Regions from separate parts of the Homo sapiens genome. Here region 2 is linked to region 1. Evidence: read pairs that join two places in POLR2A ChIA-PET (ENCODE). Cell type or tissue: B cell. All regions are shown on one strand. Links, peaks and the distances in the headings refer to the core of each region. The heading gives the core; the rest is flanking DNA.

Evidence for each region. Peaks named below come from ENCODE experiments on the same cell type or tissue, not always from the same donor. Only the 100,000 strongest peaks of a DNase experiment are listed, where the experiment ranks them.
Region 2: POLR2A ChIA-PET joins it to region 1 with 6 read pairs; 8 of 35 experiments call an interaction of 5 or more read pairs at or near these places.

Annotation. Positions count from the first base shown.
Region 1 is chr7:7,928,699-7,934,085 of GRCh38, forward strand. No RefSeq gene overlaps it. Among named protein-coding and RNA genes, the nearest start is that of GLCCI1-DT, 37 kb to the right of the region's middle. In B cell, for the core only: no CTCF peak of the experiment used is centred there; no DNase peak of the experiment used is centred there.
Region 2 is chr7:7,986,114-7,991,500 of GRCh38, forward strand. All of the region lies in intron 1 of GLCCI1 (glucocorticoid induced 1), which reads left to right. Among named protein-coding and RNA genes, the nearest start is that of GLCCI1, 20 kb to the left of the region's middle. In B cell, for the core only: no CTCF peak of the experiment used is centred there; no DNase peak of the experiment used is centred there; H3K27ac peaks cover 897 bases.

The DNA of each region.
Region 1 (5,387 bases), core at 157-5,156:
TTCATAAGGGATCTACTCCCATGACCCAAACACCTTTCACTACACCCACCTTCAACATTGGAGATCACATTTCAGCATGAGATTTGGGGGGGACAAACATCCAAACTATATCAGATAGCTTTTCCAGGAATCTGGGTGAAAGATAATTTCCTAGTGCTAGAATATTTTAGTCACTGTGGTATTAGGCAGGGATAATATTAAAATACTTAGCTATTTTGGCATAAACATTGATCCATCAGAATGGATGCAAGCCTTAGCACTAGAGCAGAGTCTTCAGGTGTCTGCTAGACCAGGCTGGATGGGGCACGTGGACCCCAGAGGTGGAGCCAGCACAACAGGAGCTTAGGCCAGCAGTTCTTTAAAACAAATATGGACATATTTCAGTATTTTAGCAACAGATGCTGCTATACCAGCCTAAGAATTAGGTATAGAGAGCCAGGGAAATATCCAGGAGATGATTAGGAAACAGAAGGCTTACGTTTTGGTAATGCGAAAGAATGCCAAAGGGAGGAGTTAATGATTAGGCTCTGGTTTCTGCTTGGGAAACCAGGTAAACTCATGTATGTATTTATTCAATCATATTTGCTCAGCACTTTACATTTAAGACATCTATCTGAGAGACTTGCAATATCAAGTGGGCAATTGGATATATGAGTAAGGAAATGGGGGAATGATCTGGGCTGAAAAAGTAAATTTGTGAGTTTCCAGCATAAAGATATCATTTAAAGCTATAGAGTAGATGAAGTCCCCTAGGGAGAGAAGCAATAGAACCCAGGACAGAGTCCTGAGCAACTCCATCATGTAGTTTGTGAAGAGGAGAAGGAGCCTTTGATGATTGACAAGTATTCCTGCTGAAGGAAGGAAATCAGTCTTGAAAGGTTTCAGAAGATGAGTGGAGAGTATTTCCAGAAGGAGGAGTGAGTGGCTGGCTGTGTTGAAAGCTGTGTAGAGATTGAGTAAGAAAGAGAAGACTGGAGTCTCTGAGGGATTTAGCAACATGGAGATCGTCGGTGACCTTGATAAGGACAATTTTAGTAGGTGGTGAGCGCAGAGGTCGGACTATCTAGAGTTGAAGGTAAATGAGCAGTGGAGAAAGAGAGCTGGTGAGTACAAAACAACTTTTTGCGGTGATGTGGGCTTCTTTGATTTTTATTTAGGGGAGGGACTTGAGCAAGTTTAATTGCAAGTGGGGGAGCCATTGAGGTATTTCGATAGATTCTAGGGGTGTACAAACTAGAGCTCCTGTCTATTTTTGTAAGGAAAATTAGAAGACAGCCACCCTCATTCAATTATGTATTGTTTATGACTGCTTTTGTGCTACAAGGGCATAGTTTAATAGTTGTGATAGAGACCTATGGCCCACAAAACAAAAATGTTTACTCTCTGGCTCTTTATAAAAAAAAGATCGCCAATCTCTGGATTAAGCTAAAATATTACGTGCCCTTGCCCATTTAATTTCCCCCAGGAAACCCAAATAAGTACATATGTATATAAATGCATGCATAAGCACATAAACCAAATAAAGAATTTGTTTCCCAAGGCAAAAGTGCGATGGAAATTCTCTCTAGTCAGTTTACCAATTTATCAACAAAAAAGAGAAAAAGACTTTGCTCTTCTGTCGATAATACACTTATAGCTGTTGTTGACAATAGAAATTAGCCTATTGTAGTCACCACTACATACCCAGTACCTGGTGCTGAGCCTGACACATGGTAGGTGTCCAATACATATTGTTTGAATCAAGGAAGGAAAGGTACCAGGTGCTGTACTACATGATTGCTTGGAGCAAGAAGCAGAGGATCTTTCCTAGATTTGGGTAGATAGCGGAGAATTCCCAAGGTAAATGAGCTTATATGGAGCTATCCCAGTGAGGTTTGTGGAACCTGGAATAAATCACATTCCTTTAGAATTAATTTGAGAGGTGAATGGGGGAATGGGTTGGGGAGATGAAGTCAAAGCTCATGTCAAGAGTAAGCTCAATATGGAAACAAAGTCACAAAGAGGCAGTGTGTAGCTTGGCTGCAAGAAAGGGCCATCCCTGCAGCTCTTTATTTGTTGCGGTGAAACAGCAAATAGAGATGAGCCAAATTTATGTATAGTCCAAGCCAACTTATCCCTCAGGAGTGGGACCAGGAGTTGGTCTGTTAAAAAGTAGGTTAAAGCAACAAGTCAAAAAATGCGATTTTCCACAAACATTTTAACTGAAAAAAAAAAAATGTATATGTCATCAGTTTTCCAATCCTTTGACATAGGGGCAAGGCCTTTTCTTTTCTTTCTTTCTTTTTTTTTTTTTTTAATTGAGACAGGGACAGGGTCTCGCTCTGTCACCCAGGCTGGAGTGCAGTGGTGTGATCATAGTTCTCTGCAGCCTCGACCTCCAGGGCTCAAGCGACCCTCCCACTTAGCCCCCCAAGTAGCTGGGACTACAGGCACATGCCACCACATCTGACTAATTTTTAAAATTTTTTGTAGAGATGAGGCTCATTATATTGCCCAGACTGGCCTCAAACTCCTGGGATTAAGTGATTCTCTTGCTTCAGCCTCCCAAAGTGCTGGAATTACAGGCCTGAGTAACCAGACCTGGCCAGCAAGGCCTTTTCTTTGAGCACAGGACATCACAGAACATCACTCTTGAATAAAGCACAACTCCTACATATTAACTAAGATTTAAAGTATGGATTTCTTTAAAGGAGAGTGAGAGCTTATAGAGAAATGGGAAGAAATCTGAGCACAGCATCCTTCTAGATTTTTTTCCACAATCTTTTTGCAGCTGTATTACTCACACTTTGTGATGCTTTCAACTTGTTTTCATAGAAACAGCTCTTTTGCCTTCACATTTTATTGATTTATATAATATTTAATGAAATCACATCATTATTATAATAAAATACAACTATCATAAACAGATTTAGGAAATAAGAACTGCTTCTCAGGGAGCACATAATTCCTATCAGAGAGTAGCCTGCTAATTTTGTTCTGTGTTGGGGAGCATTATGATACAAAGGGAATAGAGACTCACTGATTCTGGTGAGTCCAGGAAGGGAAAGCAGGTTAAGACTGTTGTCGGCAAGGGTGGTACAAGCACGTTACAGGCAACAGCTGGTGCTCCTTGAGTCACTGACAAGCTGCCAGAACAGCTAGGTCCCCTGAATATTGACCTGGGGCAGCTGTACCAAGTCATCCCACTCTAGGGACCTTGGAGTATTGTGTGTTGGAAAGCATGTATTAAGCACTTGCTGTAGCTGCTTCTGGAATACAGTATGTGGAATAATAGCTGAATCCTCCTAACAATGCAACTTTCAGAGAATTGCAACTGATGAGAAACCAGCCTTGCTTATCCTGTAGCAGATTTAGCTTTGGAAAGTATACTTAAAATTCTCCAACTGCTAGATCTAGACAGAGACGGTAAAATCTCAGTAAACTTATTCTGGCAGCTTGTTACATGGTAACTAACAAAGAACACCCAAAATAGTGGGCAGAAATCACTGAACAATGTAAAAATCAGAGTAGTGGTTAATGTATTACCATGAACTGAGACTGGGGAACCCTCTGTTCTCCATCAAATGCCTACCCAGCTTTCTAACTTATTTTGAGCTAAATTTGGGCTGATAAAAATGATTCTATTCTCTACTACCAATATTTTGGAAAATTATTTCCAATAATGTGGAAACGACAGAAATAAGATTGCCCTGTAAAATCAAGACTAGCATTGATGAAAAATAGGTATTCAGCATCTTAAGAAACAGAATATTTCCAATTTAAGAACATTTACAATATTAAATATTCTATATTGAGATATTTAATGGTAGAAGTTGAAGAAGACTAAAAAGTTCAGATACCTTCTTTGACAGATGTGGATATCAAGACCCAGAAAGGTTACATGATTTAGTCAAGGACCCATAGCCAGTTATGAGCTAATCCAGTTACAACCCAAGTCTCTCAGGTCCTAGTCTAATGTTTTCTCATTATAACACCCTCCTTCTACATGAAATCTTCTGATAAGTTGGTGTCCTTAGTGACCTGGCTACTGTAGCTGAGTCATAAATTACCCCATAACTCAATGATGTAACACAACCATTTAGTATGCTCACTGAGTCTGTGCATTACAGATTTCGCACAGGGCACTGTAGCGCTGGCTTGGCCCTGGTCTTCGCTCCAAGGCTGAGGGCTGGGATTATTTGAAGGCTCATTCACATGTCTGCTAGTTGACCCATCTTGGAAGTCACACAGCATGACTTCCACTCTATTCCTTTTTTGTTGAGGCAATCATAAAGGTCCACCCTAGTACAAGGGGATAGACGCCACTTCTTGATGGGAAGTAGCAAGATCCTCGAAGAGCATGTGAGACCAGAAATATTGCTGTGACTACTTTTGGAAATTACAATTTGCTACAATTAGGAATTAAAAGAATTCTTTGCAAGAAGAAAACTAGAGGGAGAAAAGAGGCAGAAGAACAATAACAAATCATACCTGCAGGCTGAGTGTACCTACTCCCATTTCTCTCCCTCTGGGGAACTTCGCAATCTGTGCTTACTGCAAATTGAATAGGAATAAAGCATTTTAACTCAACATGATTGAAGCTTTTATTTCATTTAACTGTCTAGTTTGGTGTGTTGGAAAGTATGTTTATAAGATATATCCCTAGCATAAAAGCCTTCACAATGAGGAAAAAGGGAGAAATTATTTTAATTGAAGAAATTATTTTTTTAAATAGCTTATATACTAGACTATAAAGAAAACATCAATAAATCTCTTAAAATATGAAGTGCACAGACATATTCTCTGACCACAGAATAATAAAACTACAAATAAAAGTACAAATCAGAACAAAACATTTCAACAAAAATTTCCCACCCACTTGAAAATAAAAAAATATACTTCTCCATATCTCTTGGGCATAAAGAGGGAAATATGATTGCAGTTACAGAATATATAGAAAATAAGAATGAGGACACTACAAAAGTCATGGGATGTGACACAAGTTAGATTTAAGTGGCATGTAAACCAGTGAGGAATGAATAAATGACAACACCAGCAGCAGCAATGGCTGACACTTCATGTGTTGGACACTTGGAGCTTTACACGTATAAATTCAGTTACTCCACACAACAACCTATAGGTAGACACTATTATGTTCATTCTCATTTTCCTCTGAGGAGGAAATTGATGTACAGAAGGAATGAGTGATTGGAGCAACACTGTGCAACTAGCCCCTATCATATGCCAGGCAGTGTCCAGGCACTAAGGTTGCCAAGATGACCCAGGCAGGCAAAGTCCATGCTCTTTGACAGCTCCCCATTACTGCTGGGCAGGGCGGGAATTCCTCTTCCCACTGGGCCTCCACAGATACCCTCCTGGCAGGGAGGGGTAGAAGTGCCTCATAACTC
Region 2 (5,387 bases), core at 258-5,257, 58 kb after region 1:
CTGTATAAAAAGTTTTAAAGTGTATTCAATCTCTTTTTCACAAAATAGAATATATCATACTCTCTTAGTACAGGAATTCGTATTCAATTTACATGCTTTGAAAAAGTGACCTAGTGTGGCCAGGCACAGTGGCTCCTGCCTGTAATCCCAGCACTCTGGGAGGCTGAGGCAGGCGGATCATGAGGTCAGGAGATGAAGACTATCCTGGCTAACACGGTGAAACCCTGTCTCTACTAAAAATACAAAAAATTAGCCGGGAGCAGGGGGAGGGGGGGGTGGCAGGCACCTGTAGTCCCAGCTACTCAGGAGGCTGAGGCAGGAGAATGGCATGAACCTGCTAGGCGGCGCTTGCAGTGAGCCGAGATCACACCACTGCACTCCAGCCTGGGCGACAGAGCGAGACTCTGACTCAAAAAAGAAAAAAAAGAAAAAGTGACCTAGTGTATTTTTCTGTGTTACTGAGAATAAAACTAATAAAATTCAACAAATTTTACTCTATATAATTGCAAGTTTGAGTCATGTGTTTTAAAGATTCATATGTAATATATGATTAGAAGCATAGTTATGAAGGTAAGAGTATTGAATGATTTAAATTTACACTCAGAGACTTGGTACAGAAATGGAGTTGGTTTCTTCACTTATTGGCATGATGGTTCCAGCCTTTATGGTTAAGAGATATTCAGACCTAGAGTGTCATTGGATTGAGTTCTTACTTCCTACTAGCATAATCTTTGACTTTTTCTCCTCACTCATTTCTCCCATCCTTCTGGTCACTATATCTTGTCTTACCTTCTCAGAATTATCTACTGAACATGGTGGGGTTTTTTTGCATTCTTTCCATGTCCTAATTATTACTTCTTGCTTGGACTTTTGGAATTGTCACCTCTTAAGTCTTTTCCCATGCCAGTTGTCTTGCATCTTTAATGTAATCATTATACTGCTATAAGTACAGTCTTTCTTTAAAAACAAAACAAAAAAACCCCACAAAAACTGATTTTAATGAAAGATTTCTGTTGGTTCCTTGGTGAATTAGGGGTAAAAGACTCATCTCACTATCCTCCACTGTGTACCTTGTGTTCCTGCCAAACTGAACTCACTTTCTTTGGGTATATTTTTCCTGTCAGGAATACTTGTGCCTCTAATATACATGATTTTTGCCTGAAAACCCTAGCCGTTCTTTGCAAACAGCTTTCCAATATCATGCTTCTCTGCAAAATATTCCTGACGTTTCCAGGTAAAGAGAAGTGTGGCTTTCTTTGAATATTCAAAGCACTGTATTTACACCTTTACATCGTACTGTCACTATTTAAGACACTTGTCATCTCATCTGAAATGTCAGTTTCTTGAGGGCAGGAATTCTGGACTGTTCAGGATCTCATTGCCCACCAAATGTATTTCTCTACTTGAATGTTTCTATTTCACTCTAACAAATTGCCTGACATTTTACTACTTAGAGATCCTTTTGAGTTGACAGTCATTTATTGATTGATGATTGACAGAGTCTCGCTCTGTTGCCCAGACTGGAGTGTAATGGCATAATCATAGTTCACTGTAACCCCAGACTCCTGGGCTCAAGCGATCCTTCCACTTGAGCCTCCCGAGTAGCTAGGACTACAGGTGCATGCCGCCATGTCTGGCTAATTTATTTTTTATTTTTTATTTTTTTTAGAAATGGGGTTCCACTGTGTTGTTCAGGCTGTTCTGGCCTCAAGTTATCCTTCCGCTTTGGCCTTTAAAAGAGCTGGGGTTGCAGGAGTGAGCCACCATTTTATTTTTTAAAATGCGTATCTCTGAAAAGATATCCTTGAAACTCACTATCTTTGTATGAATTAGTTCAATTAGATTATTTTCCTCATGATATTAAATTGAGAACAACAGTACCAAGATAATGGGAGTCTTCTTGGAGATGAGATGGGAGTGACGGACATAATGCTTTTTGGGGAGAGTAAGTAGTAGTCTTTCAGTAAGATGATGTTTGGAATATGAGAATATAGTCTTTCATCTCCATATGGCCCCAAATCCCAAAACCTAGAACTAAGGCAGCACTGGAGTCTCTGTTGATAAGAGTTTACAGTTTACAATAAGGTTTTTGTGGTTAAGTCTATGTTAAAAGGATCCAGAAAGTTCAACTAGTGTTACGTGTTTTAATGCTGATGAGCAGAGTTTTTTGTTTTGTTTTGTTTTGTTTTGTTTTTTACTATCAGGTGTATTGTTATTAGTAGATACTTAGTATCATCAGTGTGAAATTACATACCACCTTGCTTTGACAAATCTTAAGAACTTTCGAATAAGTTATGGGAGTCCTGACCATCCTTTAAGGAAAACAGTGCACTCCTCTAAAAGCCTATTCAAAGAGGTCACATTGAGGAATTATATATGTTTTCTAGTCTTTTTGAAGTACTTTTTTTTAATGTCTTCGGAGAATTTCATTTAGAATACTCTTGGAGTGAATCTGTCTTTTAGGGGTAGATACGACTTTTGAAAATAACCAAATGTCATTAAGAACCTAATGTGGAGAGTAAGGTAGGTGATTAAGTTAGATTATCTTATTTATGGTGACAGATGATGATGCTTATGCAATGAGAGTCACTTTAAAATTTGGACAGACTGTCTCCAAGAGTAATTTAGACAAATAGAGTTATTAATAATACAAAAAGTCTTCTATAGTAGACTCCTATATGTTCACCTAATCCTCTTTTCTCTCCCTCTTGTGCCTACTTCTAGGCTGTAATTTCTGGCCCCCTTTGCAGTTCTGTATTTTTTTCTTTGCTGACCTCTGCTGCAGTTAGATAAGGCTAAATGATAAAGAACACTTTCATCCTTGTTCAACTTAAAAATTCTTATGTGGTCCTCCTCATTCTTTCTTTTCCCTCATCTGCCAACTGGATGCAGAGAATCTAGTAAAGGACTCTGACCAAGGTCCTAATGGAATGGTAGAGCCATGAGATGAATGAAGTCTGAATCCCTAAATGATCAAGTAAAAAGCAATCTGTCAGTCAGAAAATACATATTGGGCTTTTATTGTGATAAGGCACTAATTTTTTATAAAAATAAAGCTATAATTTTAAATTGTAGCGGCTAGCATTACCACCCTTACTGTACTTTAGAGTTTGAAGAAGGTAGTCCACTAGCTGATGCTATTGGAGCCACCTTGAAAATTAACCTTGGGAGTTCCTCTCTTTCCTTATCTAATCTGTCACATTGGCAAGTATGGTTAATTTGTGTTGGCAGTGCATCTGTCAATGCAAGAGACACTCCATCAACCTGTTCTATTTTTGTGTTTGTAAAATGTCAGAGCATAGAAATCATGGTCTTTTATATAAATGAGGAAAATAGAATGACAATTGGACCTGAATTCAAGTTGTTTTTTTCACTGTCTTGTACTTTATTCACAGTGATTTTAGATGAGCCTCACATAAAGAATATTAACGAGAAATATGGAGCTATTCTACTTGAGGCTCTTCCCAAAAGTCTGCTTTGGTAAAGAGGTCTAGAATACATGCCAGGCGATTTTAAATTTTTGAATATTTATTTCATAGTAAAGGCTAAGGAGACCACTTGTGATAGCCACAAGTTTAACAACTGTTTTGTAAGTAGATATACTAGGTGTCAGATAAATGAAAATATGACAACATTCTTGCCTTTTAGGAACATACCTCCTGGTAGATAAGTCTTGCATTAATCATTTAAGTGCAAGGTAAACATATTTTGATTGTTAGTTTTTTTCCTCTCCTGTCTCATTCTAAAGTGAAAGTAAAATAGCTGAGATATAGGTGAAAAGAGAGACAGATACAAGTGTGTGATCTCCATGAGAAATAAGTGAGCTACATTACTTATAATGCTCCGAACATGCGTAGTTCAGTTCTTGTCACCTGTTAATACTAAACACATAGAAAGGATTTTAAAAATGTAATCAGAAGTGAAGGGAGAGAGAAAGGAGAGAAAAAATCCACTGGAGCTATCTGGCTTGGTGTGGTTTTGTTTTCCTCCTACTTTGAGATGAGTCCAGTACATCTGGAGGTATTATTCAGTTTTGTATTCCAAATGCCCCAGCTATTCTAGGTATTGTTAATGATTCAGGCTGTATCTAAAACTATCATCTGAGATTAATTCACTCATTTCTTGGGCACTTAGGGTGAACAGTGCTCTTTGTTTGTTGAGGAGAAAAAAATTAAATACAGTAAACACTAAAACTTTGTGACTGTAGTCTGTATCGCCTGGACAGTGCCATTTTGACTGAAGCACAGTTCAATCGGTAATATCAATTGACTCTTTTTGACAAAGATAATAATGCCCAGTTTTGTGGCTATTTTAGAAAATAAAGCATAATGCTATCCTCCAATATGTTATGACACTTTGCCCTACACTTGTTTATGCTGCTGGTTGTTTTATTTCTTCAGTTGCTCTCAATCCTTGGCAAAACTTCCTGGCAATCTTTTATGCACAATATTTGTAGAATTGTTGAGGTGAAAGGTGTTCTGTGTATGCAGACATAGACTGGTGTTTTACTGTGTTGTGTTTTACTCGTGGCCTCTACAAAAGTGTGATTTCTGTAAGACATTTTCCTTCAGGATATTTTCTGCTGCTTTTGGCCTTTCCGACTTTATGAAGCACTCAATTTTGGATAAGCTACTGCTTTACAGCTACATATTTGATTCTTTGGTGTCAATATATATGAAAGTAAATGCTAGAATTAACGTCTGTGTTTCCGTATTTCTGAAGCCTTCATTCTGTTGAGTCTGTTTATTCTGGGTTTACTCTAGAAAAGTGTAGCTAGTTGTGTTTCCTAGTAAACAACATATTCACCATTGCTGGATTTGGGGACACATTGTGGGGGTGGGGAGAATACAGCTTGTGAGCTATATTTAATTTACTACATTATTTTGCATTGAGCAAATCAGTGGTATCCAGACATATTTCAGTACAGATTTCTATTTATCATTTGCTTTGCAGCAGTAGATTAGCTTGGCTGGAAATCATACCTTACTCAGGTTAAATAGTTACTCTTTTTCCTAGGCCTTTCCCCTTCATCTCTTCTACATTTAACCATGGATTTAACTCTTCACCCTATTGCTAGACAGTTACGAGCTAATTTGTAGTTATTACATAAGCAAAGTGTTTAAGTGTGTGAATCTTTTGTTTATAAATTGTATGTTAAAATATATTTGGATTAGGAATTCTACTTTTCAGTTTAGATATCATGAGAAGGGCTATTCACTTGTCTAGGAGACTGTTGTGTTTTCTGTATTATATTTAGCTGTTCTTTATTCAAATAGGAAATAAGAATGCAGATAATTTTCCAAGGAAGGATGTTACTTTTCAGAATTAGAGGAATTATAGGCATACACCTATCTAAATACATTTTACATGGCATAATTTGATTGTCC